Linked DNA regions of Mus musculus: region 2 is linked to region 1. Evidence: chromatin loops called from intact Hi-C (ENCODE). Cell type or tissue: heart. All regions are shown on one strand. Region 1 has its middle 9.8 kb from the start of 0610006L08Rik. Region 2 holds the start of Gm30459 (a long non-coding RNA gene).

Evidence for each region. A loop is a pair of places that touch in the nucleus more often than their neighbours do. Peaks named below come from ENCODE experiments on the same cell type or tissue, not always from the same donor. Only the 100,000 strongest peaks of a DNase experiment are listed, where the experiment ranks them.
Region 2: it touches region 1 in a loop (4-fold over the local background); 2 of 42 quality-filtered maps call a loop at or near these places.

Annotation. Positions count from the first base shown.
Region 1 is chr7:74,861,150-74,866,149 of GRCm38, forward strand. No RefSeq gene overlaps it. Among named protein-coding and RNA genes, the nearest start is that of 0610006L08Rik, 9.8 kb to the left of the region's middle. In heart, no CTCF peak of the experiment used is centred here; a DNase peak (open chromatin) is centred at 1,892.
Region 2 is chr7:74,764,258-74,769,257 of GRCm38, forward strand. Gm30459 (a long non-coding RNA gene) reads left to right here and starts at 1,730. Exons shown (of 3, transcript XR_391623.1): 1 at 1,730-1,894; 2 at 2,148-2,796. In heart, no CTCF peak of the experiment used is centred here; a DNase peak (open chromatin) is centred at 2,514.

The sequences.
Region 1 (5,000 bases):
GGAATTTAGGCTGTAATGCCAATTGATACAGGTTGATTTAAACCTCTAAGGTGAAGGTAATAATTCAGAAAGTTGAAAGGAATGAAGGAAACAGAGCCTTCAAACTTACTACGATTAACCTTCAGTGTATGGAGGGAAAAGAGCCTAATAAATGTGCAGCATTGCTGTGTTCCTTTGATGGTGAAAAAAAAAAAAAAAAGCAGAGCCCATCATCAGCCGAATATTGTTCAGGAGCCTGCTGAATTGGATTAATGTCTCAACAAATCAATTTTTATGAATTACATAATGATAGCCATTGTGTAATAGCCTGTGTGTTGCAAAGATTGTACATGAAGAATTTGCTGTTGTTCACTGTGTGCTCACGAAAAAGAATGGAACTAATGTTTGAAGTGCATTCTCTCTGATGAGGTGAATAAGCAAGGTGCTTTGCTGGCGTGTCCTTTCAACAGGACATGGCTATAAGTCTATGCCTCTGTAAGAGTACTGCATACAGAGAGGCACACTGTTGCACAAGAGTGGCCAGAATTACAAGGTAGCATTCTATAGTTTGTTTAGTGCCACAGACTTAAAGACCATCTCCTAACTCTTTCAAGCCTTTTCAGTGGGGGCGGGGAGGGGGCTCCTGTGCTACCAAGGTCAAGTGGTCTCCTTCATGACACTCTCAGTTGGATGGGGCAGTTCTCAGAGCACTCCTTTTTTTTAGGAATTCCTGTTTCCACGCCTCTCATTTATTAAAAATGCAGATTTGGGGGGCTGACGAGATGGCTTAGTGGTTAAGACCACTGGCTGCTCTTTCAGAGATCCTGTGCTTGATTCCCAGCAACCATAACCATTTCTCTTGGGATCTGATTCTCTCTTCTGGCATGCATGAAAAAAGAGTATTCATGTATATTAAACAAACAAACAAATAAATAAATGCAGATTATTTTAAAATGCAGATTTGTCTTTGAAAATAACATTGTGGTGATTGGTCAAGAGTTCTTGATGCAGGTGTTATTGTAGGCATCCTGGGACAGAATTGAAAGCAAAGTTTTGAAGAATTCTGGGCCTAAGGAACCAGTAAAGGGTGGTGGTTTATATTTCCAAGCTAGCTAACTTCTCCAAGTCTGCAGATCTCACTATAAAATGGGAGAGTAATAACTATGCTTCAGGTAGTAGAAATGAATGATAATGAATGTGATGTACATAGCATAATATCAGACTTAGTGCAGATGATCAATAAACAGTATTTTACTATTACTGTTTAACCTCCCTTAATTTACTCAAATCAGTGATTTATACATTACCAGATCCAGTGACTTAGCAAAGGATGGAGGGCTTCTAAGAAATGAACTAGGAAGTATTTCACCCAAGGCCTATTCACACTATCTGTTGGTTGATTTGATACAACCATTACTTCCATTCTCTGATGATTCCAAATAAGGTTAGAGATCATTTTCTTAGCTATTTTAATTGGAATCACATGGTAGAAGAAACAAGCATTTGGTTTAAGAATCTGTTTTATATCAACCACCAAAGGATGGTGAGAGGAAACAGTAGATCTTTTCAATCCTTAATTTCAATAAGCCAAACAGAAGGAGATTTCCCAGACACACTGGGCTGCTGTGTCTCTCTCAGTGCAGGATAATTTGATATAGGCTCTCCTTTTCCAATAACAGAAGTTAGGACCATGACTCAGCAGACTAGGCGGGCAACAGACTAAAAGAAGAAAGCTCTGTGTGTGCTCCTCCGGGACATCAGATTGGAGGCTCCCTGTTTTATCTGGCCTCCTCATATTACTCACTGGTGGCCCTGGGTATCCTGTTTCAGACCTGGGCTCACCTCCTGCCAGAGCTCTGACCACATCTGCCATGTGCTCTTGACAATATCAATGTCACCACAGTGGCAGATGGATAGAACATTTTGTGGAGCGTGTCTCTCTTTTCATGTTCCAAGGAGCATGTGTGCTGTGCCCCTGCCAAGAATAACCATGTACATGCAGACTGGGGGTGGGGGGTGGGGGTGACAGGAATGGAGTGTGACCTTTGTGTGGCTCTTAGATGCTAACGTAGGAGATAGGGGGTTCAACTTCTTGTGTATCCTCCATGCAAAGGCTGTGGAGATCACTTATCTCTTGCGGATTTTCTCAAATCAAGTGTTTATTTTTCCTTCTTGGAGTTAGGTTTATGGAGTGAAAGTAACTAAATAGAAACTTAAAGTCACATGAGATACTAGGGAACTCACTACCTGTGACCAAAGGAAATCTCTCTTTTCAATAAGAATTCTTCCATAAAGTACACCAAGTCCACTGTGCCCAGCACACCCAGCTGTATTTTATTTACACTGCGTCCACTCCCATGCTACAGCGAGCAATGCAGAACCAAGCAAGCAGTAGCACCCTGACAACAGTAAAGGGGTTCCATGCCCTCTCTAAACTCATTGCCCATTCAAGGTTCAAGGCATTAGCAAGGATCTTGGTGTATTCAGGTGCTATACCAAAGGACCACAGACTGGGTTGCATATATACTATAAATCTTTTATTTCTGAAATTTGTAGAGGTTATGAGGTCAAGGTGCTAGGGAGAGCTGTTTCATTGTTTTGTTTGCTTATTTTGTTCTTTTTCACAGTAATCAGCTTCTCGAAGAGTCTTCATATGGCAAAAGGGCCAAAGAGCCTCTCTCAGTAGTCTTTTAAAAATCTTTTTCATCAGTACCTGGCCTTAATGACCTAATTACCTCCCACAAACACCACTCCTTATCCAGTAGCCATATAACAAGGATGAAAGAAAGCCACACCCAGGTCCCTTATAGGAGTTTGGGAGCCATTTGGAGATAGCTTGGTCACATTTTGGTTTAGTTTAGATTCATTTACTCTTTTAAAATCTTTGCTACGTTCACATTTTGCCCTGGACATAAGTAAATTTTTGCTATTTTAGAAAAGACTTAACCCCAAATGCAGCACACAAAGGCAGGGGAGACAAAAGTACTGAGCGGTTGTTCAAACAGACAGCTTTTGAGGCAGGGAGAGCAAGGCCTGGCTTATGGTCTTTGCTGTTTCCAATGCTGTATATTCTCTGATCTTGGTTAAGTTCGCGCTACTAATCGTTTAACACCCAATGAAGGAGCTAGAGAAATTACCCAAGGAGCTAAAGGGGTCTGCAACCCTATAGGAAGAACAACAATATGAACTAACCAGTACCCCCAGAGCTCGTGTCTCTAGTTACATATGTAGCAGAGGATGGCCTAGTCAGCCATCAATGGGAGGAGAGGTCTTCTGAAGATTATATACCCCACTACAGGGGAATGCCAGGGCCAGGAAGCAGGAGTGGGTGAGTTGGGGAGAAGGGCGGGAGAGGGTATAGGGAATATTTGGAGAGGAAATTGGAATGGGGATAGCATTTGAAATGTAAATGAAGAAAATATCTAATAAAGAAAGTTCTCAAATGTTCAACAACAGGCTTCTGTTTAACTAGCAAACTTATGTTAAGTACACCTTTACCACTACATGACAAACTTTTAAAGAAAAACAGAGTATTTTACTTAAGTCTTTTATGGCAGTCTTCACACACTTTTGTTCTATTTTACAAATAAGGTATCAGGCCGGGTATAGTGGCACACATCCGTGTATCAGTCCTCAGTGGCATGCAGATCTCTGTGAGGTCCAGTCCAGCTTAGCCAAAATAGGGAGTCATGAAAGGACTCTGGCCAGCTCTAGCATGTTGACCATGGCTCTGGCAGGCCTTTTGCCTCTCCCTCATTCCCTCTGCCTTGCTAAAACCCATTAGATTACACTCCTAAAGCTTGCTACCAAGGTCTATTTCCTTATTTGGCCACTTCCTTTTCCCGAGGTTCACTACCAAGGTTCAGCTACCAAAGTGTTGATGTCTAGCAATCAAAAGCCCCCTTTGGCTGTCCTACTTAATATGCCAAATTAAAATTAAACACCTCATCCTAACAAAAATTATCCCCTTGTACTTGTATAAACTGCCATTTTCTTATGTGCCACATCTGTCTCCTCTATCCAGAGGTAGTCTTTTTCCCTCCAGGACAGAACCCCCAACCCCTTTCCTTTGTTCTCTTCCCTTCTCCCTCATGCCCTATCTGCTGTCTCTGTCTATTACTCTTTGCCCTATCTTCCTCTGCAAGCAGGTAGCCTTTGTGTTGAGAATTTGGTTAAAGGGTTTCTGAACCAATACTTTTCCTAACAAGTTGCAGGGCAGGTAGGGCTACATAGTGGTAACATAATAAAATAAATGAATATCATATTTTCTTTGTCCTAATATTTTTTCATTTATTTTGCAGCCGTATTTTTGTGTGTGTGTGTGTTTTCAGAATGTTTCAATATCCAGGGTGTGATTTTGTTTCAACACAGAATCCCACATAGCCAAGCCTAGCCTCAAATTCACTGTGTTGGTGTGGATGGCTTGTTAACTCCTTATCTTCTAGGCTCTACTTCCTAAGTGAAGGAATTGCAGTTGGGTACCTTAATGTCAGATTTTGGGAGTGCTAGAGATTGAACTCTTGGCTTTTTGCATAGCAGATAAGAATGGAGGAAGTCTGAGGCCTTCAGTTAACAGTGCAGCTACTAAGCCTTCCTCAGCTACATTTTCAGCCAAAAGACAGCTTTTTTATAAAGAAGAAATTACACATGCTTTAGAGATGAAGAGAGCAAGGTCAAAATTAAGCTGGGGAGTAAGAGCTATACTTATCTGTAGATATAAAAATAAATATTTAATTTATCTTTATAATTAATTAATTATTTCTAACCATAAATAATAATTACATTGGGTTAATAAAGTGGGCATTGTAGGTTTCCCTCAAAGATCCATGACTTCACCAGCCCCACATAGTTGGCTAAGTCTCCAGTACCAGACATGATGTTGCTCTTGTTGAATAAGCCTTAAATTCACTTAGAAATGCCTTTTCACAACAGATGACGAATACTACAGAAAGCCATAAGTGATCAAAATGCAGATAAAATGATTCTGTGTGGCCCAGCCCTAACTAAGAATGAATGATTGT
Region 2 (5,000 bases), 97 kb before region 1:
ACCAGGCTGGCCTCACACTCACAGATTTTCCTGCCTCTGCTTTAATGAGTGCTGGGATTAAAGGTGTGTGCCTGGCACCACCTAACATTCTTAACTACTTTGTTTTCAGCATCCAGCTCAATGCCTGGATTATCTTAGTAGTGTTATTAGACTCATCACATAAAAACAGCATAGACAAGTGCAAATGAATTCCAGATGAACAAATAAATTTGATGTAAATATATCATATCCCATGTAATATTCAGGACATACTTGTGCTAGTTGGTTTTTGTCAGCTTGTCACAAGCCTAGACTTACCTGTACACGAGCTTATCTCAAGGGTGGTAGTGCTACCCCTGACATAAGAAATCGGGCTGAGAAATCCATGAGGAGCAATCCAATAAGCAGTGTCCCTCCATGGTTTCTGCTTCAGTTCCTGCCTCCAGGTTCCTGCTTTGCATTTCTACACCAACTTCCTTTATTGATGGACTGTGACGTTGAAGTGTAAGTGAACTAAAACCACACCTCTGTGTTGTTCATGGCAATTATTAGAACATTAGAAGCCTAACTAAGACTTATTTATGGGTAAAATATTTTATTCTGATATTCAAGTTTAAGCAAATATTCTAGCAGTGGATTCTGAAGAAGAGAATATACAAACAAAGAAGCAAAGTAAGTGCCTCAAATATTGGGATTCACTTAGTTCCTACTATACCTGGTTCAAACATGGGTATGTTAGTTGGTGGTTGGTAGAGATGACTGCCTTTGCCTCAGCTGATAATTTGTGCTGAGGAAGCCAGAGAGGAAAAACTGTAAAGGCATCTTTGTAAAATTGGAAAGTTGCACAATAGTTTCAAACCAGTATTCTCTCTCTCTCTCTCTCTCTCTCTCTCTCTCTCTCTCTCTCTCTCTCTCTCTCTGTGTGTGTGTGTGTGTGTGTGTGTGTGTGTATGTGAGTTGCTGTGTATGGGTGAGTGTGTATGTGTGTGGACATATTGTGCAAGGGTGTGTGTACTACATGGTGCATATGTGAGAGTGTGTGTGCCATGTATGTGTGTGCAGTATATGTATGTGCATGTGTGTGTGTGCATTAGACATGAGCAAAGTGAAGCAGACTGAGTCAGAATCAGTCCTGAAAAGATGGCTGCTTTATGCCTAGTTAGCTGAATGACCGATCATTTCCAAAAAAGATGAGTGGATCTAAAATTGTGGTGATCTCAGTCCCAATTCTGTCCTTTTCTCAGGAAGCTTGGTTAGCTACTTCAGTGTACAAATAGGTATATACTCTTGGAGCCTATAGCAGTAGGTATCTATTTTTCTCAAAGAATTGATGGCTGCTAGTCATAGTCATACTCTCATTCAGACTGAGTGTTTCCTCCATGTTCCCTCTGGGGACTGATGGTCAAGAGACAATGACCCTGGTAAATCTTGCACACTAACAGCTGTACAGTGGCACACATGCACACCCCCACATACACATTTAAGTACACACACACACATACACACACTCACTTCCACTCACGTGCTATTGGTCTAAATGAGCTCAAGGCTGAGTTCAACATCGATGAGATCAGAAATTCATTTACAGAAGTGAAAAGGAAGGAGGTTTAAAAAAATAGTTGAATAATAGCTGAATCTGTAAGCAGACAGTAAAGACTTGGAAAGGGTGTTAGAATAGAAAGGCTGGGACAATCTCACTAAGACCTTAATTCCTCTTTTAGGAGAGAGGGGACAAAAAATGACTTCCCCATGTGGCCTGTAATGCCTGCAAACTACATGGCATGGTGCCTGAACCATGCAGATGTTCATACATGTTTGCACCGTTTGGCAGCTCTCTCTGCCTTAGCTCTGGTTTCTGCCATCACCAACGTGGACAGAACACATTGGCCATGCTAGCACTATTTGTTCAAAGAAGGTGCTGTTTTTATCTTAATTAGTTTTGTTCTACTCAACTTACAAAGTAATCTTAGCAATGTTCCTATTTCATGTTCAAGAAGACCAAGGCTGAGAATTTGGGTGATTTGCCCAGAGCTATGGGAGAAGTTAGCACTGGTGCCAGAACCCACATGGACTGGGTTGGAAGCCTGGGGCTTGCTTCCCATTGCTTCTGTGCTGTGTGACTCCAGGTTGCTTTCCTCTGAAGGTTATTCTCATCTCTCTTGCCTCAGGTGCCACAGAAGAACTCTGAGATGTTGGCTCCCTGCCACAAATGTGTAAAACTGCTGAGAAGATTCCTGAAGTGAACCCAGCCCATTCCTCTATGGGAGTTTGGTAAAGGTCTAGCAACTAAGATTACCAGAGACAAGAAAAGCATCGCCTCCACCAAACTTTGGGAAAGCAGAGCTTTGCTTGCCTCCAGCCGACCTGAGACATCTTCCTGCAGGCAAAGGAGACCAGGTTGCTCTTGCCATGTACACTAGCAGGCCATAACAGGAGGCTTGGCTGGCTCTAACAGCTGTCCTGAAGTTTCAATACATCTAGTAGCACTCTATTTATTGCGCTCCTGGCTGTGCCTGCGGCCTTGTCAGCTGCTGCTGAGTCAGAGGGTAGGTAGTTAATTAAAGTCATGGTGGCACTGTAGAAATGAAGGACTGGGAAGGTAGCCAGTCTCAGCAGCCCTTGTTACTGGTTCCACTGCCAGGTCCCAGCAAACAATGCAACCAGTCCCTGTGGAAAGGCCTGTCCCTCCTGGAGTGTTCAGCTCCAACAGTGTGGCATTGAACTTTATGAAACTGTGCTCTTGAGTGGAGGGAAAGGAACGGAAGTTCCATGGAATGAAGCAAATCACTGTGCAGAGCCTGTGGTCATGGTTTAAAGGTGAGTTGTACTATTACTGAATTGCATCAGGGACCAAACTCTGTTTCTTGACTGATGCACACAAGGAACAGTGGTACATGAAGAACCAAGGTGCCTCTAGCTGCACTTGTTAGATTGGATTTGGCCTCAAACAGTACTCATGGGCTATCCTGTAATCAGGGCTGGGGTAGTGGCCAATGCCAAGGTTGAAGGATCCTTTTAATTCATTAAGCCCCCAATATAATGTAGGGTGTGATCATTCTCAGGCAGCAGGCTGTGAGGTACCACAAGTACATGAGCAGGTGGGCTTGTATGGCCATGGGTAGAGACCCAGGCGGGGAGGAACACCAGACCACCTGGGTTGTTCTAGCAGATTGAGGTACTCAGCTTGCTATGAGATAGTAAAAGTAAGCATCCATTACTAGAACCTAACTGGTTCACACATAGTCATGTGGACCAGCAGAAGGCCAACTATTCCTGCCAGGTACAGTCCCCAAAATTCTGACCTAATGAGAGGCATGGACCCTTTGCATGTTCCCACTGGGCTGCTACCCGAGGTTTAAGTGTAACACGTAGCACTTCAAGTGACTGACATTTCATTTCATGAAAGCTAATGGATTTTCTAGAAGTTCGATGATGCACAGGGATGATGCACCTTCTGGAAATGTTCTCAGGTCTCAGTTCTTTACTGGCCCTCTTCTTTTCTGCCATTGGCTGAAAATTGTGGGGAAAGTGTCTCTGGTTCTTTGTTTCCATCCATGAAAAAAATGACCATGCTATTCCACCTCTGAATTGTGATTATGCCGATCTAATAAAATGGTCTCCAATTTCCCCCATATCCATGAGAGAATGGCTCCAGGACTCCCCACCAAATCCCTATCAAAATCCTACAGTGCTGCTTTTCCCACTCTTCACAATCCTCCTTTCAAGGTTACTTTTTCCTGTTGTGATAAAATAATCTTACAAAAACTTAAAGAAGAAAGGGTTTATTTTTGGCTCACAGTTCAAGATAGGTAGGCGTGATCACTGGGGTAAAAGCTTAAAGGGAGTGTTACAGTGCATCCTCACTCAGAAAACAAGAGCAATGCTTGCTTCTGCTCACCTCCCTTTCTCCTTTGTTATGATCCCAGATCCCATCCCCGGGAATGGTGCTACACACATGGGTCTTCCCACTTCCAATACCCTGGTGTAGATTAATCCCCTGCAGGCATACTGAAGGTGATTCAAAATTTCATCAAGTTGACCATTGTGATAAATCTTCACACTCCTTGTGTATTTTCAATCATCTCTAATGCATGTAATGCCCAATATAAGAGAGAGTTGCTATTCTGTATTATTTAGAGAATATACAAATGAAAGTTTGCCCAGATGGAAATTCTGAGAATCTTTTTCATCCACACATTGTTGGGTCCACAGCTACAGAATCCTGATGTGGTTGACCTCATTTGCTGAGCCTTGTATCCTCAGTCTTGTTATTCTCCATCCACCTATGTGCTATGTGCTCACTTTTCTGAATCTGTCCTCCCTGAATGATGTAAGTTTTCCATCTTTTCAGTGGCAAAAAAAAAAAAAAATTCTCAGCATGTCATTTAGTTAAGAAGTCAGGTGGTTAACCTAGTCCATCCATAAGTGCCTGATTAAAGCTCTCAGAAGTGAGGCTCTTTCTGTCTTTTTTGTTTTATAATGTCCACTACCCCAGGGGGAAAACGATGCACAGTATTGGGAACTTAGCTCCTTATTTATCCAGGAATGAAATGAATAGCAAATTTGGAGCTAAACCCCCAAGTAAAATGACGGCAATTGTCTCTGCACAGCCTGTGCTTAGCCTCATTGACGTTTTATATAAGTCTTAACTGATTCATCTCTTATTTAAAATCACAAATAAAGACCATGTTTACAGAGCTTAAAATCTACAGTTGCACTCAGTTATTCAGCTCAGCCAGGGTTCCCCGGGAGAAAATTAGCTGCTGCTGAAAAGAAGAGAAATAGAAGAGTGCCTGCCACTCTACACAGTCTGCAGCTTTGGGCTCAACAGGACTGATGCTTTTAATTTCTTCTTGAACTGCAATGGAAGCAAGGGCACTTAACCACCCAGTTTTCATGGTTTCAGTCTTTGAGATCTGTCAGGAGCTGAGTAACTGAGGGGTGATATTCTGACTTCAGAAATAGTTTCTATAAAGAGCAGCTCTTGAGTATCACTGGGAAGTACTTGATTCTCAGAACAT